Linked DNA regions of Homo sapiens: all the other regions are linked to region 1. The links are chromatin contacts, found by Hi-C or POLR2A ChIA-PET in ENCODE. All regions are on one chromosome and are shown on one strand. Each heading gives the region's core, a stretch centred on a gene start or an enhancer-like site at or near the end of the contact. The rest is flanking DNA. Distances are from core to core; before and after follow the strand shown. Region 1 holds the start of CTNNBIP1 (catenin beta interacting protein 1). Region 2 holds the start of RERE (arginine-glutamic acid dipeptide repeats). Region 3 holds the start of MTOR (mechanistic target of rapamycin kinase). Region 4 holds the start of ENO1-AS1 (ENO1 antisense RNA 1).

Evidence for each region. A loop is a pair of places that touch in the nucleus more often than their neighbours do. ChIA-PET counts read pairs that join two places held with the same protein, here RNA polymerase II (POLR2A). Pooled maps may share reads with other maps.
Region 2: a pooled map shows a loop between it and region 1 (14-fold over the local background). The contact joins the promoter of RERE here to the promoter of CTNNBIP1 in region 1. A Hi-C loop is called at or near these places in 4 of 50 pooled maps.
Region 3: a map of CD8-positive, alpha-beta T cell shows a loop between it and region 1 (7-fold over the local background). The contact joins the promoter of MTOR here to the promoter of CTNNBIP1 in region 1. A Hi-C loop is called at or near these places in 1 of 168 maps with a recorded cell type or tissue (CD8-positive, alpha-beta T cell), 2 of 37 single-sample maps with no recorded cell type and 10 of 50 pooled maps.
Region 4: a map of CD8-positive, alpha-beta T cell shows a loop between it and region 1 (10-fold over the local background). The contact joins the promoter of ENO1-AS1 here to the promoter of CTNNBIP1 in region 1. A Hi-C loop is called at or near these places in 3 of 168 maps with a recorded cell type or tissue (CD8-positive, alpha-beta T cell, naive thymus-derived CD4-positive, alpha-beta T cell and natural killer cell), 1 of 37 single-sample maps with no recorded cell type and 10 of 50 pooled maps. POLR2A ChIA-PET finds 5 or more read pairs at or near these places in 1 of 52 experiments (H1).

What each region holds. Positions count from the first base shown.
Region 1 is chr1:9,907,948-9,913,145 of GRCh38, forward strand. CTNNBIP1 (catenin beta interacting protein 1) reads right to left here and starts at 2,322. Exons shown (of 6, transcript NM_020248.3): 1 at 2,148-2,322. RefSeq lists silencers at 1,870-1,929, 2,100-2,159, 2,170-2,769 and enhancers at 2,917-3,590, 3,591-4,263.
Region 2 is chr1:8,814,443-8,819,620 of GRCh38, forward strand. It overlaps RERE (arginine-glutamic acid dipeptide repeats), which reads right to left and starts at 3,198. Exons shown (of 23, transcript NM_001042681.2): 1 at 2,718-3,198. RefSeq lists silencers at 2,796-2,855, 3,106-3,405, 3,506-3,735 and an enhancer at 3,148-3,442.
Region 3 is chr1:11,259,035-11,263,942 of GRCh38, forward strand. MTOR (mechanistic target of rapamycin kinase) reads right to left here and starts at 3,517. Exons shown (of 58, transcript NM_004958.4): 1 at 3,411-3,517; 2 at 214-389. The coding sequence starts at 375. RefSeq lists a silencer at 3,235-3,284 and an enhancer at 3,705-3,864.
Region 4 is chr1:8,875,335-8,880,848 of GRCh38, forward strand. ENO1-AS1 (ENO1 antisense RNA 1) reads left to right here and starts at 3,501. Exons shown (of 2, transcript NR_038351.1): 1 at 3,501-3,626; 2 at 4,231-4,551. It overlaps ENO1 (enolase 1), which reads right to left and starts at 3,352. Exons shown (of 12, transcript NM_001428.5): 1 at 3,246-3,352. RefSeq lists enhancers at 2,189-2,781, 2,782-3,375, 3,376-3,967 and silencers at 2,726-2,845, 3,056-3,105, 3,826-4,075.

The DNA of each region.
Region 1 (5,198 bases), core at 1,072-3,571:
ACTTTATTCTTTCTCTGCTTAAAACCCTCCAATGGCCTCTAACTGTTCTTGGAATAAAATCCAAACTCTTTATTACGACCTACAAAATCTTTGTTTTGATCTACAGGTTCTTTTTCTCCACCCCCGCCCAAGACGGAGTTTTGCTCTGTTGCCCAGGCTGGAGTGCAGTGGCGCAATCTCGGCTCACCGCAACCTCCGCCTCCCAGGTTCAGGAAATTCTCCTGCCTCAGCCTCCCAAGTAGCTGGGACTACAGGCATGCACCACCACGCTCAGCTAATTTTTGTATTTTTAGTAGAGACAGGGTTTCACCATGTTGGTCAGGATGGTCTCGAACTCCTGACCTCGTGATCTGCCCGCCTTGGCCTCCCAAAGTGCTGGGATTACAGGCATGAACCACTGAGTCCGCCCTGATCCACAGATTCTTTTTTTTTTTTTTTTTTTTTGAGACGGAGTCTCGCTCTGTCGCCCAGACTGGAGTGCAGTGGCGTGACCTCGGCTCACTGCAAGTTCCACCTCCCGGGTTCACGCCATTCTCCTGCCTCAGCCTCTCCGAGTAGCTGGGACTACAGGTGCCCACCACCACGCCCAGCTAATTTTTTGTATTTGTAGTAGATATGGGGTTTCACCGTGGTCTCGATCTCCTAACCTCGTGATCCGCCCGCCTCGGCCTCCCAAAGTGCTGGGACTACAAGCGTGAGCCACCGCGCCCGGCCACAGATTCTTATATGTAATCTGGCCCCTCTCCATCTTCATAGCACTTACCACTACTGAAATTATTTTGTCCACTTGTTTGTTTACTCACTTATTGTCTGACTTTCCTCCTCTTTAAAATGTCATCTCTGAGGAGGGCAGAAACCGTGTCTGTCTTCACCACTAAAGCCCCAGTACTTGGAACGGTGCCTGGCACATAGTAAATGCTCACTACTGAATGAATGAATCTCCATCCCATAGAGGTGATTTGTATTTACAAGGGAGGACCACGAACTCCCCCAGCAAACCGTGAATGACACATTGGCATTTAACAGCCCGCACCTTTATTTATGATCCAAAGTCCTACTTTAAATCTGAGGAAGCTGCTGGTATCTCTGGACATTTTAATGGCACAAGAGATCAGTTATCACTTGGGGACACACTCCAGGAACTGGAGCCCAGTGGTTGTAGCAGGGAGCTAAGAGCCAAGGCTCCTGCGAACAGAACTTCAAGACAAACCATGACTTGCCTCCAGGTCCCTTACCCACACACCCTGTACCTCAATTTACCCAGCAGTTGGCCAGACATGTTCCTCTCAGTTCTGTGAGTGACAGGAGACAAAATAATTCACAGCTGGAGCATACTGAGATCCTCAGACAGGAGGTGGTGCAAGCCACACGTCTCATTATTCATAAAACTCTTGATTTGCGGCCAACACGGCCCCCGCCGCCTTCCCAGGGGCTAACCTGACAACAGGCACTGCTCAGACAAGTTCAGCTCACAAGGCAGAGGGAGGGATGGAGGGCCTAGCAGAGGCTGGGTGTCCAGACCTGAGTGTCTCGGTTACCAGGTTCCAAAAAAAGGAAGGTGGTTGGGGTGGGGTGATGAAAAGGAGGTGAGAGGTGCAGTTTGGGGCTCCAGGTGGTTAATTTTGCAGGTTCGTGCATACACGCCCGCCATCCAGGTGAGATATGTGCCCCCACCAGGTACCTTCCAGGAAGGCTCACCGGGGAGGGGTGGAATCGGGAGACGACAGTTCAATCAAACTACAGAGGGAGGAAGGGCGGCCCAGCGTTTAGTTTGGGGAAATATGGAGAGTAAGAGTCTCAGAGTGGGCGCAGGTGAGGGAAGAGGCAGGGGCCCAGAGGTCGGGAGGGCGGACGGGCGATGACAGGCACCCGGACGCGGTGAGGTGAGCAACAAGGTGGGCGGCGCGGACACCTGTGGAGGCGACCCCCGGGCGAAGAGTCAGGGAGGCGGGAGGTGGTCTGCGGCGAGAGGCGGCCAGGCCCAGACCAGGGCGCCGCGCCGCTGGGGCAGTCAGGGGTCCGAGCGGGGTCGGGGGCGCTCTCCGCGGCCCCTCCCCGGCAGACAAAGGGCTGGCCGCTCCCCCAAGCCCCGGCGCGGCGCGGCGCGGGCCCGGGCGGTGCAGGCGCGGCCCGGCCTCGGCGCTTACCTGGGCCGCCCGACCCGGCCGGGCCGGCAGGGGCAGCGGGTCCGGCGCGCAGCGCGCGGCGGCCTGTTCCGGGGCGTGCTCAGCCCGAGCAGCCGCTGCGGCGGCGGCAGTAGCAGCAGCAGGAGCGGCCGCCTCAGCCTCCGCCTCCCGCTCCGAGAGTCACCGCGGTGGGGAGGGAGGGAGGCGCCAGGCCGCCGGGGGAGGGACCGGCGGAGGGGGCGGCATCTGGCTCCGCGCGGGCTGCTGAGGCGCGGCGGCGGCAACGCCCCGGAGGGAGGCGGGCGCGTGGGGCCGGGCGCCGGGGCGGGGCCTGCGGGCGGGGCGGGGCCCGGGGCCGCGAATTGGTTAACTCAGCCTGTGGGCGGGGCTGCGCGGTGCGGGGCGGGGCCTTGTGGCGCATGTGAACGCTCATTGGGCCCTCCTGGAAGGGGGCGAGACCAGCGACATAGGGACGGGGCCATGCGGTGGGCGGGTGGAACACGGCGCCGGTAGTGAGTGGCCGAGTCCGCGCTGAGAGCAAAGGGGAGGAGCGGGCCGGGGGTGAGCAGGGAAGGCGGGTTGGGCGCGAGGAGGAGGCGGTGGCCTGGAGGAGGAGCCGGGTAAGGCTGAAGCTGGCGCTGCGGTAAAGCCACTCTGCGTGTCCCTATCTGCTCCAGGAGCACAGTGTTCCGGAAAAATAATGGCCTCTCCCACACACCGGTCTGTGTTTAAAAACGGGAGCAACAAGACGGGGCAGAATCCTTGGTGAGGCCAGTTTACCCAGAACCCCGGAAAATTCTGAAATGGACGAGGTTGCAGAACATTTAGAGGCGTGGTCTTCCTGCGTCGTTGAGCTGGGAACGTTGCTACCTCTGAGCTTGGGGCCTAACCTGGGATTAACCTAGCCCAGAGAGCCCAGGGATGGGCCTCCGTAGGTCCATTAAACTCAGAAGGTCGTGTGTACTGGTAGTGAGTGGATTTTTCGGGGGAAGGGTGCCCATGATTAAAATGTTTCTACAGAAAGTCTGGCTGTATTTGGAGAGGGTACAGGGAGAAGCAGCCCATTTTAGGTAAAATGCAAATTGCTTTTAACATCCGCCTTCCTTTTAAAGGGACCTGTATCTTTAAGTGTGGTCTCATTTTCAGCAGTTTAAATTATCAGTTACACAGTGTGACACTAACCCCAGTTCAGAAGCCCTCCTACCCTACTCCTCCCACAGCCTTTCTTTTTACACCTTTTCTGTACCATCCTCTTCCACTCCACATTTCTTCCCCTTCCCTATGCAAAAAGAATACGAAGTCCTTTTTTGTTTGTTCGTTTATAATATAATATCCACATTACTCTTTACTCATTTGGGGGGTTTTTTTGTTTTTGAGAGGGAGTCTCGCTCTGTCGCCCAGGCTCAGGTGCAGTGGCGCGATCTTGGCTCACCGCAACCTCCGCTTCCCGGGTTCAAGCGATTCTCCTGCCTCAGCCTCCTGAGTAGATGGGATTACCGGCATGCGCCCCGGCTAATTTTTGTATTTTTAGTAGAGACGGGTTTTCTCTATGTTGGCCAGGCTGGTCTCCAACTTCTGACCCCAAGTGGTCTGCCCGCCTCGGCCTCCCAAAATGCTAGGATTACAGGCCTGAGACACCGCACCCGGCCTGCTCACACTTTTTCATACTTAATAGGTCCCCGGCCGGGCGCAGTGGCTCATGCCTGTAATCTCAGCACTTTGGGAGGCCAAGGCAGACAGATCACCTGAGGTCGGGAGTTGGAGACCAGCCTGACCAACATGAAGAAACCCCGTCTCTACTAAAAATACAAAAATTAGCCGGGCGTGGTGGCGCATGCCTGTAATCCCAGCTACTCAGGAGACTGAGGCAGGAAAATCGCTTGAACCCGGGAGGCGAGGGTGCAGTGAGCCGAGATTGCGCCATTGCACTCCAGCCTGGGCAACAAGAGCGAAACTCTGTCTGAAAAAAAAAAAAAAAAAAAAATTGGTCCCCAAGTGGGTTTCTCCTACAGTGTCCCCACCTTCAGTAACTGGCACCACTCTCTACCCAGTTGCTTACACCAGACACTTAAATTGTACCGTTGACACCACTCTTTCCTTTATTCTTCATTTCCAGTCCATGTTGTTTCCAATTCTAAATGGTGTCCTTAATCTCTCCACCTCCTACCATCTCTACCCCTCTTTCCCAGTTTAACCTGCCACCAGCTATCACCTTGACTCCTGCAATAACCCTTCAAGCAGTCTCTCCTTTAGGCTCTCCTTACGCCCCCATTCACTGCCCACACAGCAACTAAAGGAAACTTCTTAAAATCTTGTCAGACCTGCGCTATTCAACGACTTCTCTTCATTTTCACGAGGAAGTTCAAAGTCCTTAGTGTGGCAACAAGGCCTTACAGGATCTGGCTACAGCCTGATCTTGAACCACTTTTGCCAACTGGGCTCTAGCCACATATGGGCCTTGTGCCTGTTCCTTGATCACAGGGAGCTCTTTTGTGCTTCAGGTCTTCTGATTGCGCTGTTCCCTTGGCCTCAATGGCTCTTTTCCGATTTCTCCCCACTTCACCTGCCTGAATACTTGGTCTACTTCCGGGAGACCTCTTAATGGATGCTAGCCCTAGTCCCACAGCATGGCTATAAACTCCAGGAGGGCAAGGACCATGCCACCAAGCACAATACCTGTATCCACAAATATTACTGCAGGAACAAACTGAATGTGTAAATACTCCATCCAGGACTTTCCCTTCCATCGGCCGGCCAGCCACTCCTACTCCCCGCCTCCGACCCCCAGGGCTATCAGCCTTCTCCTCCTTACTCTTCTCTCACTGCATTTATGGTTCGATATTTTCTCCTTTCAGCTCTGGAGAGGGCCTCCGTGTGGTCCCAGAACATATATTAGGTATCTTTTTTTTCTTTTTTTTGAGATGGGGTCTCAGTCTGTTGCCCAGGCTGGAGCACAGTGGTGCAATCTTGGCTCACTGAAACCTCCACCTCCTGGATTCAAGTGATTCTCCTGCTCAGCCTCCTGAGTAGCTGGGATTACAGGCACCCGCCACCATGCCCAGCTAATTTTTT
Region 2 (5,178 bases), core at 1,948-4,447, 1.1 Mb before region 1:
TCACATTTTCTCTGGCTTCCAATTTTAAATTCTTTATCTAATCCATACAATAAGTCACCCTATCAGACTTTATAAGACTACTGAAAACAACACTACTGCAATGCAAGGCCACTACATTTGCAAAATTGCCGATTTTAGTGAGATTTCCCTCCTTCAACTCCTCCTCTACCCCTCTACCTGGTTTAAATCCCAAGAAAAACCTCTGTCCAGTGCTACAATTTTACTTTCCATAGAGTAGGTTTATTTGATTTTTTATTAATGATACTAAAAACTTTTTTAAAAGACTGCTGGTGTATATAGTTTCCAATACTGGGAACAGAAATAAACCCTCTGGTTTAATATTTCAAGAGAAATTATCTCATAAAAGATGAGAAGGTATCATTCAAAGGAGTCCTGGGAAGTCACAAAGTGTAAATACTTCTGGTAACAGAACAAATTAATGTCGAAGCACAACCAGTAACATAATAATGCCTCAATGCAACCGTGCCTGTCAAAGGACATCTGTATTAGCAGCTCGGGGAAGTGGCATTTGCAGAAAGGCACAACAACTGCGCTTAAAAGAAAATCATTAAGCCTCAGCCATTAATCCCCTCCCCCATCCTCTTCGTCTGGATCTTTCCAAACAATTAACCAGTAGAAGGTGCTATTCTGCAACCCACATGTATTCACACCAACCTCCATCCTTGGGCCACAGCTGGGTTTATCCCAGGTGGACTAGCCTATTCCCTGTCCAGTATTCAAAGGAGCCCCCTAAACAGAAAACCAGATCTTTTCTTATAACCCTTATTTACAAAAACAACATTGACAGCTCAATTGCCAGCAAACCTGACCATCAAACCATCACACCACTAAAAACATGCAAACATCATCTTGCTAAATATTAACCTCAATACAACCTTTATAATATTAATCAATAAAATCTATTTCTATCTAGAAAGACTCTGCTCACATTCACTACTAAGACTCAAGTGAACAAATCACTGTCCCCAACAAAATCAGGGTCAATGAGAAATACAAAAGCAATGAGAGCTGAACGTAAGGCCACAACATATAAAGAGGGATTTTATCTTTACATATACAAAAAAGAAAGAGCAGCAGAAACCACGGCTGCAAAAGGAATAAAGGGAGGCAGAGAGAAGAGAAGTCTCTGAACATGTTTTTGAGTGTCCTTTAGTTTCCAATGCACTCTTCTGCCTCACAAGGTTGCAAAAACGGCCAGGCATGAGATGGGTGGAAGAAAGCTGTAACAGAAAAGCACCCTCCCTTCCCCCATCTTCTCTCTTCTCTCCCAAAAAGAGCTGTGTTTGTCTGTGCAAACCTAGTCCCAAATATGGGAGAGAGAGAATGAATGTGTGTATGGAAGAACAATGAGCCCTCAGCTTGGTATTGTGTGTGTGTGTATGTGTGTGTGTGTGTGTGTATATGTGTGTCTGTCTGCCTCTGCCTCTTTTCCCTTCGACCTCAACAACAACAGGGAGAGCTGGAAGCCAGCTTTCCACCCATCCCAGGCCATCAAAATCAAAACTGGTTGATAATTTACAGTAGTATTAACTCAGCAAGCAAATCCATGGAACAAAATATCAACCCAAAGATGATTTTATTATTGTACAGATCCAGCTTCTCTCCCCTCCCCCAACAGACTGAGACTAAAAAGACCAGTGTACACTAGACAAAAAGGTCTCTCTTTAAATGGAAAGCAATTATGAAAACTGTTTCAAATCTTAGATGCATCAATTCCTGCTATATTAAAATGTCTATTTTGTAATTCACCAAGTTCACCCTCTTACTAGTTATCTTTTTTTGCGTTTAAAAATTCGCTGTGAAGAAGGCTATTTCACGATTCATACAAAACTACTTTCTAAATGTACCTTAAAAAAGCAACAGATACTGAAACATTTAAAGCACCCAGTTTCTCAAGGACCCATTTTACTTAAATCAATGTTTGAAGTCTGTAATCCAGAAAAATTGTAAGCAAACCTTGGAAAAGAGACAGAGGAAAATGACAATTCAACAATGAATCATTCTGTTTTCCTTTCAACAACTTCTCAAGCAACCAGTTTCAAAGGAAGCCTGCAACACTTTTCCCCCCTCCTAGCAGACACACATACACACGTGTATGTAAAACTACGAATCTTTCCATCATCTTAAAAATTAGTAATAAATAGAAGCCACCCTCCTTCAGAGAGCAGAACTAAAACAGGATAGTAAGAATTCTATTCTGCTGCAAGTGACTTTGGGTTTCATAATTTTCTAATCACATACAGCTGAGAACTAGAGATTGGGAGCACAAAGAGGAAATCTTCCCCCAATGAGAAAATGATACTTTAATAATAAAGTCCTCCCCCCAGCACCCCGAAATCCACAAACATTCAAGAAATTTACAGTTTCAGTCCTTGACTTCCTTCCCTTCCAGTTTCAGCCAATAATGTAGTCACATGAAATAGTTTAACCTCAAACAAGTAGAACAAGAGCATGAATAAGAGGCCAAGAGAGAGCAGGGGTCAGAAGGCACGCAGGAACGGTCACCTGGCCCGGACAGGACCAAAGAAGTGCCCTGCCCTCGCCCGACTCCCCTCGACTTCGGCTTCGACCCCAGCCTTTTCTTCCTGCCTCCCCCCGGGCGAGTGACTGCTTTCACGGCCGACCCTCTCTGACCACCAGGACGAGGGGCCAAAAAAGAAAGCACACGACCCGGCGCGGGCAAGTTGGACACTTACCTTCCCCTAAAGCGCTACACCATCAATAGTGAGGTGTTCGCGGCCCAGCTCCGGGGAAAGTGGCGGGGATGGGGCGGGAGGCCGCGCGGAGGCTGCGGGGCCGCGGGGCGCAGGGCCGAGAGGGGCGGCCCGCGGGGAGGCGACGCGGAGGGGCTGAGGGGGCTTCCCTGCCGTGACCTTTCCTGCGACTTGAACCTAGGCTCCCTCCTCCTCGGTCGGGCAGATCTTTCAGAAGCAGGAGCCCAGGATCATGTCTGGTTTTGTTTTCCGAGGGCGAGGGGGCTCCCTGAGGATGATGGTGATTTTTTTTTTTTTTTAATCCTCAACTAGGAGAGAAAATGAGGCAGAGACAATGTGGGGAGCGAGAGAGGGGAAAAGGACGGGGGAGGAGGCGGGGACCGAGGCCCAGCGGGGCGAGCGTCTCGGGGTGTGCGGGAGGCTGAGGAGGCTCCGGAGCGCGGAGGGTTGCTCGCGAGCGTCTGTGGGAACAGCGGCACCTCCGCGATGGTGGCGGAGCCGCGGCGGAGCTGCTGCACCGACCCGCCGCCCACTCCCCGCTCGGGCCCGGCCCACCTCGCAGTATCGCGCCCCTCCATTGGTACAGCGCGGTGTGACGCGGCCGGGGGCCCGGCCAATGGGAGGCGGAGGAGGCGGGATCTCTTTTTCCTTTTTTTTTTTTTTTTTTTTTTTTTTTTAATCTTTTTAATAAAATGAGCAGAGAAGAAGGCGGAGAGAGGCCGAGCCTTGACAACGCCGCGGCCCGGGGCTCGAGGGCTCGCGCTGCAGGCGGCGGCCAGAGGCGGTGGGCTGGGCTCCCGCCGCGGGCGCGTCTTTGTGAGAGTGCGAGGCCGGCCCTCCTCCGCCGCCCGCCGCGCTCCAGTACCGCCCCCCGCGCCCCCCGGGCTGGGCCGGGCTGGCGGCGCGGGCAGGTCCCGGGTGGGGTGGGGGGAAGTCCGGTTGATCTTGCTGTTACCCGGGTCTTAATTGGCCTTTTCAGTCATTAGGACGCGGATCCATGTTGCTGCGGGCTACAGAGTGGGTGTAAACCATTCTCATATGGACTCTTTCGAAATTCTGATGAGCGGCTTGTAATATTTTTCAAATAGTGTACATGACAAAAGATGAATTACAGAAAGAAAAATAAAAGTGATAAGTCGCACTGCTTATTTGAAAAGAATAAAAAGTGTCATGAAGGCATAAAGGAGAGACTGTACAGGTACAGAAGGGATTTTAGAAAGAGCAGTGTACAACTCTATAAGGTACGTGTGAAAAAAAATCTAAAAAGAGGAAAAGACCAAACATCACCTCTTTTTCTTTGAAGAATGAAGTATTGTGTCCCACTTCCCGAAAGCCTGATAATCACAGGGTCTATCATGCTGTAAAGGGAGTAGGGGCAGGCCAAATGATCATATTCTAGTTCATATAATTTATGGGATTGAGGGGTTTGGAAATTTCAATTATGATTAGCAGTTTTTGAAATGCACATCATGTTTATTGAGTTCTTTCACAGAGCCTGGCACGAATCCAGGGTGAATCATCAACCTATTGTTGGTTTGTTAATATTCTGTAAATGCTTATTGGTGTCCTTATACCATACACTCTTCCCGAAGGAGTTAAGGTCCGTATAAAATAAGGGGTAGAAAACGTAGCACAAAATAATTCACTCATCTGTTTCAAAAGAAGTGATAATTTTCTCCTTGGAAAATCTATTCAGATTATAATTTCCACATTGAATTATTCATTTTTTTTTTTTTTCTGAGAGGGAGTTTCACTCTTGTTGCCCAGGCTGGAGTGCAATGGCGCGATCTCGGCTCACCGCCACCTCCGCCTCCTCAGTTCAAGCGATTCTCCTGCCTCAGCTTCCCGAGTAGCTGAGATTACAGGCATGCGCCACCACACCCAGCTAATTTTGTATTTTTAGTAGAGATGGGGTTTCTCCATGTTGGTCAGGCTGGTCTCGAACTCCTGACCTCAGGTGATCCGCCCGCCTCAGCCTCCCAAAGTGCTGGAATTACAGGCGTGAGCCACCGCACCCGGCCCACATTCAATTATTCTTTAAAGAATAATTTGGACTAACAGATACTATTGGACCATGACCCAAGAGATCTTAAAAAAAAAAAAAAAAGCCATAGATCCTTGCCATCACATTTCTGAGTAACTTTCAGCAAGAAAAATCCTCTTTGCTGGAGTTATGAAATGGGGAAACTAGTTAATATCTCTTTATATATCTGATAATGTGAGAACTGAATTTTAAAACCTAATAAATTCAATAAACTGCTTCCAACATTCTAGATATGGATAGGACTATCTGACTTCCTGTTTGGAAATGATGAGGGATAAAGTATATCAGTTAGATGGCTTCACTTTCCATCAAAATCTCTATCTACAGGAGCATTCTTTCTTTTTTTTCTTTTTTTTTTTTTTGAGACAGAGTCTCGCTCTGTTGCCCAGGCTGGAGTGC
Region 3 (4,908 bases), core at 2,267-4,766, 1.4 Mb after region 1:
TAAAATGTGACCACAAACAAGAAAAATGCTACAAAAATGTGCAACTGCTGCAAAAGAACCTGCATGTTTTATGGATGTGACAGGTTGGGTGCCTTTATAAAATAATCTCTGTTTTCCAAATCCTCACTTAGCTGTACAAAAAAAAATGTAAACCAGTGATGGTACATTTAGCCCACACATCCCACAATGACTGGCCCCAGATCCCAGAAGCACCTCTCGGAGTTCCATGGTGACATAGTGCTGGAGCTCCTTGGCGGCTTTGGCCCTGGTTTCCTCATTCCGGCTCTTTAGGCCACTGGCAAACTGCTGCAGGACGCTCACATTGCTAGATGTGGTGGCAGCGGTGGTGGCGGCGGCAGGTCCGGTTCCAAGCATCTTGCCCTGAGGTTCTTTAGAGAGAAGTTTCCTTTAATATTCTGGATAAGAAAGTATGATGATAAATTTACTTATGGCCCTGGTCACCCAACACAGATCTCCCCCTAGCCCTTGTCAGGCAGGGGATTCTAAAAAGGTTGAGAGATCTGATTGAGGAACATTTAGAAAGCCTAGATTCATTAAACAATGACTGATGTTTAAAAGAGGCAGTGTAGTAGGGAGGTTAAATTGTGGGCTATCGGCCTAGCCTACTTGGGTTTGAATCCTTGGGTTATATACCTTGAGCAGTTTGGGAGGCTGAGCCTGGAGGACCACCTGAGGTCAGGAATTTGAGACCAGCCTGCCCAACATGGTGAAAACCCATCTCTATGAAAAATACAAAAATTAGCTGGGCGTGGTGGCATGTGTCACCCAGGAGGCTGAGGCAGGAGAATCCCTTGAACCTGGGAGGTAGAGGCTGCAGTGAGCCGAGATCCTGCCACTGCACTGTCTCAAAACAAAAACAAACGAAAACAAAAACAAGGTTATATACCTCAAGAAAGACACTCAAAATGTGTTTCTTCAACTACAATAGGAAGATAATAGTACCTAGTTCATGGGTTGATGTGAGAACTAAATGACTTAATACGTGTCAAAAAGTGTTTAAAACAGTGCAGGGCATATACTAAGTTCTTAATAATTGTTAGCTATTATTATTACTACTACTACTACTATGTACATGGCAAAATGCCAGGTAACAAATGTCAGGAGGTAGGGAAAGAATTAAAAATGACTAAGACTGCCCCTTTCCTCAAGTTCAGTCTAAAAAGAGAGATTATTATTCTACAGCAGCACTATCTAATGGAAATTTAGGCCGGGCACAGTGGCTCACGCCTGTAATCCCGGCACTTTGGGAGCCCAAGGTGGGCAGATCACCTGAGGTCAGGAGTTTGAGACCAGCCTGGGCAATATGGTGAAACCCCGTCTCTACTAAAAATACAAAATTAGCCAGGCGTGGCAGTGCGTGCCTGTAACCCCAGCTACTTGGGAGGTTGAGGCAGGAGAATCACTTGAACCCAGGAGGCAGAGGTTGCAGTGAGCTGAGATTGGGCCATTGCACTACAGCCTGGGCAACAAGAGCAAAACTCCATCTCAATTAAAAAAAAAAAAAAGAGGAAATACAATGATCCACAAATGTAATTTTAAGGCTGCTTGTAGCCATATTTTAAAAGGTAAAAAGAAACAGGTGAAATTAATTACCTAAACCAATATATCCAAAATATCATTTCAACATGTTATCAATATTTAAAAAATTGATATAGTGTCCATTCTTTTTTTTTAGCGAGTCTTCAAAATCTAATGTGCATTTTACACTTACAACAATGTCAATTTGGACTAGTCATTTTTTTTTTTTTTTTTGAGACAGAGTCTCGCTCTGTCACCCAGGCTGGAGTGCAGTGGCATGATCTCGGCTCACTGCAACATCCACCTCCCGGGTTCAAATGATTCTCCTGCCTCAGCTTCCCGAGTAGCTGGGACTACAGATGTGCAGCACCACGCCTGGCTAATTTTTGTGTGTTTTTAGTAGAGATGGGGTTTTATTATGTTGGCCAGGCTGGTCTCAAATTCCTGACCTCAGGTGATCTGCCCGCCTTGGCCTCCCAAAGTGCTGGGATTACAGGTGTGAGCCACCATGCCCGGCCTGGACTAGTCACATTTCAAGTGCTCCACAGCCACATGTGGCTGGTGGTTCTTGTACTGAACAACGCAGTTCTACAGGGGACTAGCTCTTCAAATGTAAGCTAAAAGAAAGTAATTAGTTCCTGGCCGGGTTTGGGAGGCCGAGGCGGGCGGATCACGAGGTCAGGAAATCGAGACCATCCTGGCCAACACGGTGAAATCCCGCCTCTACTAAAAATACAAAAAAAAAAAAAAATTAGCCGTATGGTGGCGGGCGCCTGTAGTCCCAGCTACTCGGGAGGCTGAGGCAGGAGAATGGCGGGAACCCGGGAGGCGGAGCTTGCAGTGAGCAGAGATCGAGCCACTGCACTCCAGCCTGGGCGACAGAGCGAAACTCCGTCTCAAAACAAAACAAAAAACACCAATTAGTTCCTGAGCTCATTCCCTCATTCCTCAATTATGCCCACACTGCCATGGGTGTAACATACACCTATCCCAAGTATGTTCAGCTTATGCTACAAAACCAATTTCTCAAAATTCTTATTTTTGAAAGAATTTGTAAGGCACAGAGGAAAAACCTGGGAATAATTGGTTTTGTAAAGCTTTCAAATACTCCACTGCCAAGAAGAAGACTGCAGAAAGAAATGTCATCCTTTAGGGGAGAAGAAACTTAAGAATCCCTGCTAAGAAAACTACTCCAGTTTGTGTGTATGTGTGTGCGTCCGAAAGGGGGGAAGGTGGCTGGCAAGGGATTTCTATTCTCAGGAAAGAACCAGTGTATCTTTATATGATCTGAGGCCCACAGGCCATCTGCTCCAGACTGAATTCAATTAAACTTAGGATATCTGAAGTCAAATATCCTAATGGTGTTGATAGGGCTTAAGGAAGTTAAGATTGGATGGGGGAAACAGGGATGGGGCTGGGGGAGAGGGAGAGAAGATGTACCCCAACGATGTAACCAAGCTCAGTTTCGGGGACTGGATCTCTGAGAGGTGTCCACAGTGGAGGACAAGGGGCTGACACGGACGCTAGTGTTCCCTGGGGCAGAGATACACAATTTTTATACGTGGCTCAAAAGAAAGGGTGGCTGTGACAGGCAAAAGACCCAAAGGGCAATACCAGAGCTGATGGGCCGGCCTTCGGGCGGACGTACCGCGGGCCGAAGGGTCCAGGGGTCTCTTGGGGGTCCCGGGGAGGTGGGCGTTGCCTCGAGGGGTGGGAGTCAAGGCCTCAGACGGTGCCCAGGTCGTGGGGCCGGCAATGTGGGGACCCCACGTCCCAGACGGGCGGCTTCCCCTGGCCCCCCCACGGGCAGGCTGGCCGTGGGTCTGGACATTACGCCGCCCTAGAGGGGTCGTGCCAGGCCCTAGACTCACCGCGCGGCTTCGGCCAAGGCCTCAGCTGCCGCCGCCAGCACCGGTACCGCCGCTTCAGGCCCCCTGCCCCACCGCCCGCCTTCCCCGCTGTCCTCTAAGCCGGGAGCGAGGGAAGGAGGGTTCCCAGCCCTGAGGACCAATCGACAGGTATAGGGAGAAGATGGACTGAAAAACAGGCCAATAGTAATGAAGAAGAGAAGCTTCAGGACCCGGCTTCTCCAGGGGGCGGGGACTGTTCAAATAGACAAACCACGCGGCCAGTGGCAGGTGAAAACAGGCTTGGGTCCACTCGGGAGAACCAATCGGTCGTGAGTTCACCTCAGTCACTTCCACTCACACATCCGGTACGGCGCTGCTAGGATTCCCTTCTGCATCCGGGCTGTGAACTCAAGGAGTCCGGTGTCTGGGTATCTCCGGATCGCAGCGAGAGCGGCTAGCAGAGGTTCGCGACCCCTCCCGGTGTAATTCTGAGAGGAGAATGTGAGCGATGCCGGTGCCCAGGAATTACTGCATCAAAAGACGTTTCGGGCTAGCGCTCTTTATGGATCCTGTGATATCTCTTTTGTTACAATTAATAAGCATTTGAAAATGTTTTTAATTAGATTCTCTAACTTTCCCAAAATTATCCAACTCAGGATCACTCCAGAGAAACCATAGCCAAGTTTTAACCAAAAGAGCTAGTCATAAATAAAAATTTTCAAAGCAACATTATTTTTTAAAAATCCTTTCAAAAAATCAATAGCTGGCCCGGCGCGGTGGCTCACGCCCATAATTCCAGCACTTTGGGAGACCGAGGCAGGCGGATCACCGTAGGTCAGGAGTCGAGACCAGCCTGGTCAACATGGTGAAATTCCCCCACCCGCACCCCCCGTCTCTACTGAAAATACAAAAATTAGCTGGGCATGGTGGCTCACGCCTGTAATCCCAGATACTCGGGAGGCTGAGGCACGAGTATCGCCTGAACCCGGGAGGTGAAGGTTGCATGCACCGAGATCGTGCCACTGCACTCTAGCCTGGGCAACAGAGCAAGCTCCGTCTCAATACATACATACACACACACACACACACACACACACACACACACACACACAACCAAAGAAAATAAATAACTGCTGGTCACGGTGGCCCACGCACTTTGGGAGGCCAAAGCAGGAGGATCGCTTGAGGCCAGGAGTTCCAGACCAGCCTGGGCAACATAGCGAGACGATGTCTCTACAGATTAAAAAAAAAAAAATCAACAGCAAAAGTGGATTTGACTACATTTTTTTTTAATCACAGTGCTATTTGTCATAGTAAACACTGAAAATTCCTAAATATTTCAAAGTAGGAGTCCAATAAAATATGATGCATTCGTTTGGGCGCGGTGGCTCACACCTGTAATCCCAGCACTTTGGGAGGCCGAGGCGGGCGGATCATGAGGTCAGGAGTTTGAGACCAGCTTGACCAACATAGTGAAACCCCGTCTTTACTAAAAATACAAAAAAAAAAAAAAAAAGGT
Region 4 (5,514 bases), core at 2,251-4,750, 1.0 Mb before region 1:
CCACAAACGTGTGTGCCCAGGGAGAATCAAATCCAAATAGAAAGATGAATGTGTTGCTCGACGCAGAGTGGCCCAGGAGCTGTCTGAAACTGGCTATTGTCATGAGTGAACAATGAGGGCTGGCATGGGAATGGAAAGGAACCAAGAACAGACATGAAGGTCACAAGCAAAACCACCTAGGGCCAAAAAGAGGGTGGCGGGACCAGGGGAAAACCTTGCTTGTAGCAGAATTAAAACAAAATAGTGAATGAAGTTTGGACATAATTCTTCAGATTAATATTCACTTAGTAGGTATTTGATCAGAAATTCTGAGTTTGGAAGTCAGGAACAATGAAGTCCTTGGACCGTGTGATCTTGGCTACTGCCACTTCCTGGGACTTTCCAATTTCACAGTACTTGGGTCTTCAGTGTTGTTATGTCATTAATGATAACATCTTTATTTTATTTTAGTTACTTTTTTAAGAGATGGCGGTCTCACTATGCTGCCCAGGCTGCTCTCAAACTCCTGGGCTCAAGCGATCCTCCCCTGCCTTGGCCTCCCAAAGCATGCTAGGATGATTATAGGGGTAAGCCACCAGGACCAGCCAATAATGACATCTAATTATTTCTTCCCAACGGGGTTTTATAATTTGTAAATAGAGGAAAGATTCTTTGAACACCAGGATACTTCAAGGGAAGGGGCTTCCTTTAACACCACCTTAAAAAAAAAAATACAAGAATTTCCAGCAATGAACAACAAATACCAATTCCTCAAAGAAAAACCCATTCTTACTTTTTTCCTTGGCGCTCTCCAAAGAAACTAACTGAACAACTTATAGAACTGAGGTGGGTGAGAGGAACTTAGTGTTTAAAGCCATTATCTACCTGGGCTCCCCTCCAACATCTTCTCTGGAATGTCCTGAGGTGGCAAGTGGCAGGTTTTTAACTTTCAAAATTATTTACTGAAGTCACTTCTGTGGCTTTGTTGTCTATGTAACAATGGAGTTTTATTCATTAGCCAAAAAAAGGTACTTACTTTTTACTAGGTTCCAAAAAGGCAAATTTGTTTAAACATATTTTTAGATTTAATTTTGCGTTTTGGCAAATTATATACCCGAGTAACATTTCCATCACTGCAAAAAGTTATCTCAGGCCATTTCCAGTCAATATCCCCCTGCCCCATCTCCAGGCCACCACTGTGGTATACTTTGAGTATTTCAGTCATACTTTTAAAGGCAATTTTATTAGGGTGCCTCAGTACTTTTGTTTTCATTTTAGTGACTTAAGACGAAAGAAAGTCTTGGCCGGGCGCGGTGGCTCACGCCTGTAATCCCAGCACTTTGGGAGGCCGAGGAGGGTGGATCACGAGGTCAGGAGAGGAGGCTGAGGCAGAAGAATGGTGTGAACCCGGGAGGTGGAGCTTGCAGTGAGTCGAGATCGCGCCACTACACTCCAGCCTGGGCGACAGAGAGACTCCGTCTCAGAAAAAAAAAAAAAGACAAACGTCTTAGGATGTGAAAATAAAGTGTGATTTTTTTTTTATTTTTTGAGACGGAGTTTCGCTGTTGTCGCCCAGACTGGAGTGCAATGGCGCCATTTTGGCTCACTGCAACCTCAGCCTCCTGTCTCAGCCTCCCGAGTAGGTGGGATTACAGGCGCCTGCCATTACGCCCAGGTGATTTTTTTTTTTTTTTGAGACGGAGTCGCGCTCTTTCGCCCAGGCTAGAGTGCAGTGACACGATCTCGACTCACTGCAGGCTCCGCCTCCAGAGTAGCTGGGACTACAGGCGCCCACCACCACACCCGGCTAATTTTTTGTATTTTTAGTAGAGATGGGGTTTAGTAGAGTAGGATGGTCTCGATCTCCTGACCTCGTGAGCCACCCACCTCGGCCTCCCAAAGTGCTAGGATTACAGGCGTGAGCCACCGCGCCTGGTCGATTTTTGTATTTTCAGTAGAGACGGGGTTTCACCACGTTGGTCAGGCTGGTCTCTAACTCCCGACCTCAGGTGATCCTGAGGAGGCCCACCTCGGCATCCCAAAGTGCTCGGATTACAGGCGTGAGCCACCGCGCCCGGACCATTCACAGCTTTTTTAGCTGCCTGGATGGAACCCCGAATTAGGGACACGGTAAATGAATGGAGCAGTCAGGGCCCGGGTGGGCCTGAAAGGCAAGTGAAGCAATGGACCCTACCGCCCAGAGAAGCGCACAGAGCAGGGGAACATTGAACAGGAAGCTTTCTTAAAATACATCCTTCTTGGCCTAGCGCGGTGGCTCACGCCTGTAATCCCAGCACTTTGGGAGGCCGAGGCGGGCGGATCACCTGAGGTCGGGAGCTCAAGACCAGCCTGGCCAACATGGTGAAACACCGCCTCTACTAAAACAACAACAACAACAAAAAAAAAACAAAATTAGCCGGGCGTGGTGGCGCATGCCTGTAATCCCAGCTACTCGGGAGGCTGAGGTAGGAGAATCGCTTGAACCCAGGAGGCCGAGGTTGCGGTGAACCGAGATCCGAGATCGCGCAATTGCACTCCAGCCTGGGCAACAATAGCAAAACTCAAAAAAAAAAAAAAACCAAATCAGATCAGGCCCGATTTTTGGTGGCCAGCCGGGGAGCCGCTCTTGCCCAACTTGGGCGAGGTCGCCTGGAGGACTTGCCAATGATCTAACGGCTCTGCTGTAGGTTCCTCAAGAGGTGCCTTCTCGGAGTTAAATGAGTCACCGCTTACTAGGCAGAAGCGCGGGCCGCGAGCGCGGGCGAGAGGCGGGGGCTACCGGTGGGGGAGGGGGCCGCAGCCTCGTGGCCATCTCCACTATCGCCGCCCTCCTCCATTTTAGGAAGGGCCTGGCCTGAGTGGCCACCGCCGCTAAGTCTGCGTCTATCCCAAAAACCTTACACTTGGCTACGATGGAAAAGCAACTTCCACTCCCAACTCCCGCTGTGCTAAGCAGCTCGCGTGTGCAGCTCCCGACCTTCCCTGACAGTGACTCGGCCCCGCAGTCGGTAATCACGTGTTGATCTGCACTTTCCCCTCCAAAGAAATCGGGGGCCCAGCACGTGCGCCTGGCATTGCGCCCCCGCCCCGGGCCTCGGGGTGAGCGGGGGCGCCAGTTCCCACCCAGGGAGGCGGCTTGCACGTGCCCCCGACCCCGCCACGCTGGGCCTGCGGGCGCGCCGCCTCCCTCGGAGGGAAAAGAGCCCCACAAGCCCAGAAAAGCCCTGCGCCGCCTGCCCGTTGCTCAGCCCTTCCCCAATCATTACCTAGCCACTGGGTCTCGTCGCCTAGGAGAGGAAGCGGAGGGTGCTGCAGACACCGAGGTGAACGTAAAGCCGGCGAGATCTCCGTGCTCCGGGTACCCACAGATACTGTCCGCGCCGCCCGCGCCGACTTCCTGCCTAGCTAAGGCGAGCCCCACCCACTTCCCGCCTCCGGGGCACGCCCCCTCAGCTCCGCCTCGCCATTCGTCGGGAGAGCCGTCACTCATTCCCTCACCTCCCGGAAAGGGGTGGGACTGCGACGGCTGCAGTAGCGTGGAAAGGGGGGTGACGTCCCGCGGACTTGAGGCGGGCAGATCTGGGGGGCCCCGACTCCCCAGCGGCCCTGTAGTGGTGCGGGCGAAACTCTGGCCCCAGATAGGACCGGTGAGCCGAACTGGGGTGTGCGGAGCCGGGGCTCCGGGGGATGGCCCGGGGCGGCGTGGCGGGCATGAGAGCTCGGGGCTCCGTCACGTACTCCGAGTCCCGCACGCACTCAGCGTCGCTCTGGGGCCCCACGTCCGGCCCTCGACCTTGCTGACAACTTTGGCGGCCCGGGCCTGCCGCGGCCCTCCTGCCCCGCCCCTCCTGCCTCGCGCCGCGATCCGAGAGACCCCGTTGGCGTCGAGTCGTTGAGAGGCTGCGCGCCTCGGCCCCACTCCGGGGTTGGGGCGCTGGCCCCGCCGCAGCGCTGCGTGTCCGGGGCCACGTGCGCCGCCTGCGCCTGCGCGCTGCCCTCCAGCCGCGCCCGTCTGGCCGGGCTCCGCCTGGCACCCGCCAAGGTGACCCTGTCCCTTTCTCCTTGCTGCGGTGAGAATCAGGCCGAGACAGCCAAAGGAAGGTTCACTTTCCTTTAATTCTACCTCATACTTTTTGAGTGCCTTCTAGGTGTCCGGCGCGCCCCCACGTGCTTCCCCAGTGTTAATTCATTCTCTCTCTAGTCCATGTCATGTTGCCTCTCAAATTTTACATCCCTCTCATTCCCATCTAGGGAACTAGATCAAACCTACCTGGATTCTTGTGAACCATTCATGTGAATTATTTGGAACTGGAATTTCACACAGACCCGGGGAATTTCTCAAAGTTCAAGACGGGTCATATTCCGTGGAATACGGAAGGAGTTGGAGTGATTTCACTTTTCTGATCAAGAACTGATAGCCATTAAAACTCAGCTCCGCAATATATCCCCCCACTCCAAGGGAGGGCTGAGATGATCACTTCGTTTTCTGTTACGGCTACTTTTATATTTTTCAACATTACTGCTGGTCTGTAAGAGAACTAAAACATCTGATTTTCCTCATTTCCTTGTAAAGAGGTGTTCAAATATGTACTTGAATTTAATTATTTCTTCTGGTCAGCTGCAAAACCTGCTTTTCTTCCTTAACCCCTAGCATTTTTATCCTCTTAGCTACAGACAGGTTTCCATGGCGTTGGTTAAAAATTAAGGCCTATTGAGACCATAGTATTTGCTTTCCAGTGAGTAAGAAGCAAGAACTTTAGGATTAAATTCAGCAAAAAGAAAAAAAAAAAGAGTAAAATTTTGCAAGCAGAGTTTGTGATTTCACCAGCAACACACTAACGTTTTTGGCTACTGAAAACCACTATCCCCAGCCCCATGACTCAGCAGCTAAATCAACAGCCAACATCTCCTACTGGTAAGGACTCTAAGAAATCAGGCACTTGGTACTCTCAGAGCAATTCTAAGGCGTGGCCCTGAAAGGGCTCCAAACAATCTTATTTTACATAAAAATGGTTAGAGAGATAAAGATACTCTGCTGTGGCCAGAACCAGTAAATCTAGCAGGAAATCAGAGGCCGAACATGATCCCGGACTGCTGCCGTTGCAAGATTCTTGGAGGCTGCAGCGCCACATTCTGAGCCAGCACTTCGACCTCACATTGTAGCTAAAATGTTAATGATTACTAGAGATGTCCTGAAATCTTTTTCAAAATTCACAGGCTGCCAAATGCCCTCCCTGTTTCCATAGCTCCTTAGGCTTTGTTAGCAGGCTGTGGGGTTCACATTTGCTTGTAGTCAGCACAACGGCATTGCATTTAGTTATTATTTCTCACTTGCTGTAAGCTTGTTGAGAAGTTTTATTGGTGGTGGGCAGGTGGGGAATAACTGTCCAAAGCTATCAGAATACCACACCTTGAAGCACTGTAGGTAACACATGCATGGTGTCTGCAGGTGGCCGGGATCAAGGGAGAGTGAATCTGCTACGACCTGTAACTCGCTTGGATTACTGATTCTCCCTGTGATACGTGTGTAAAAAT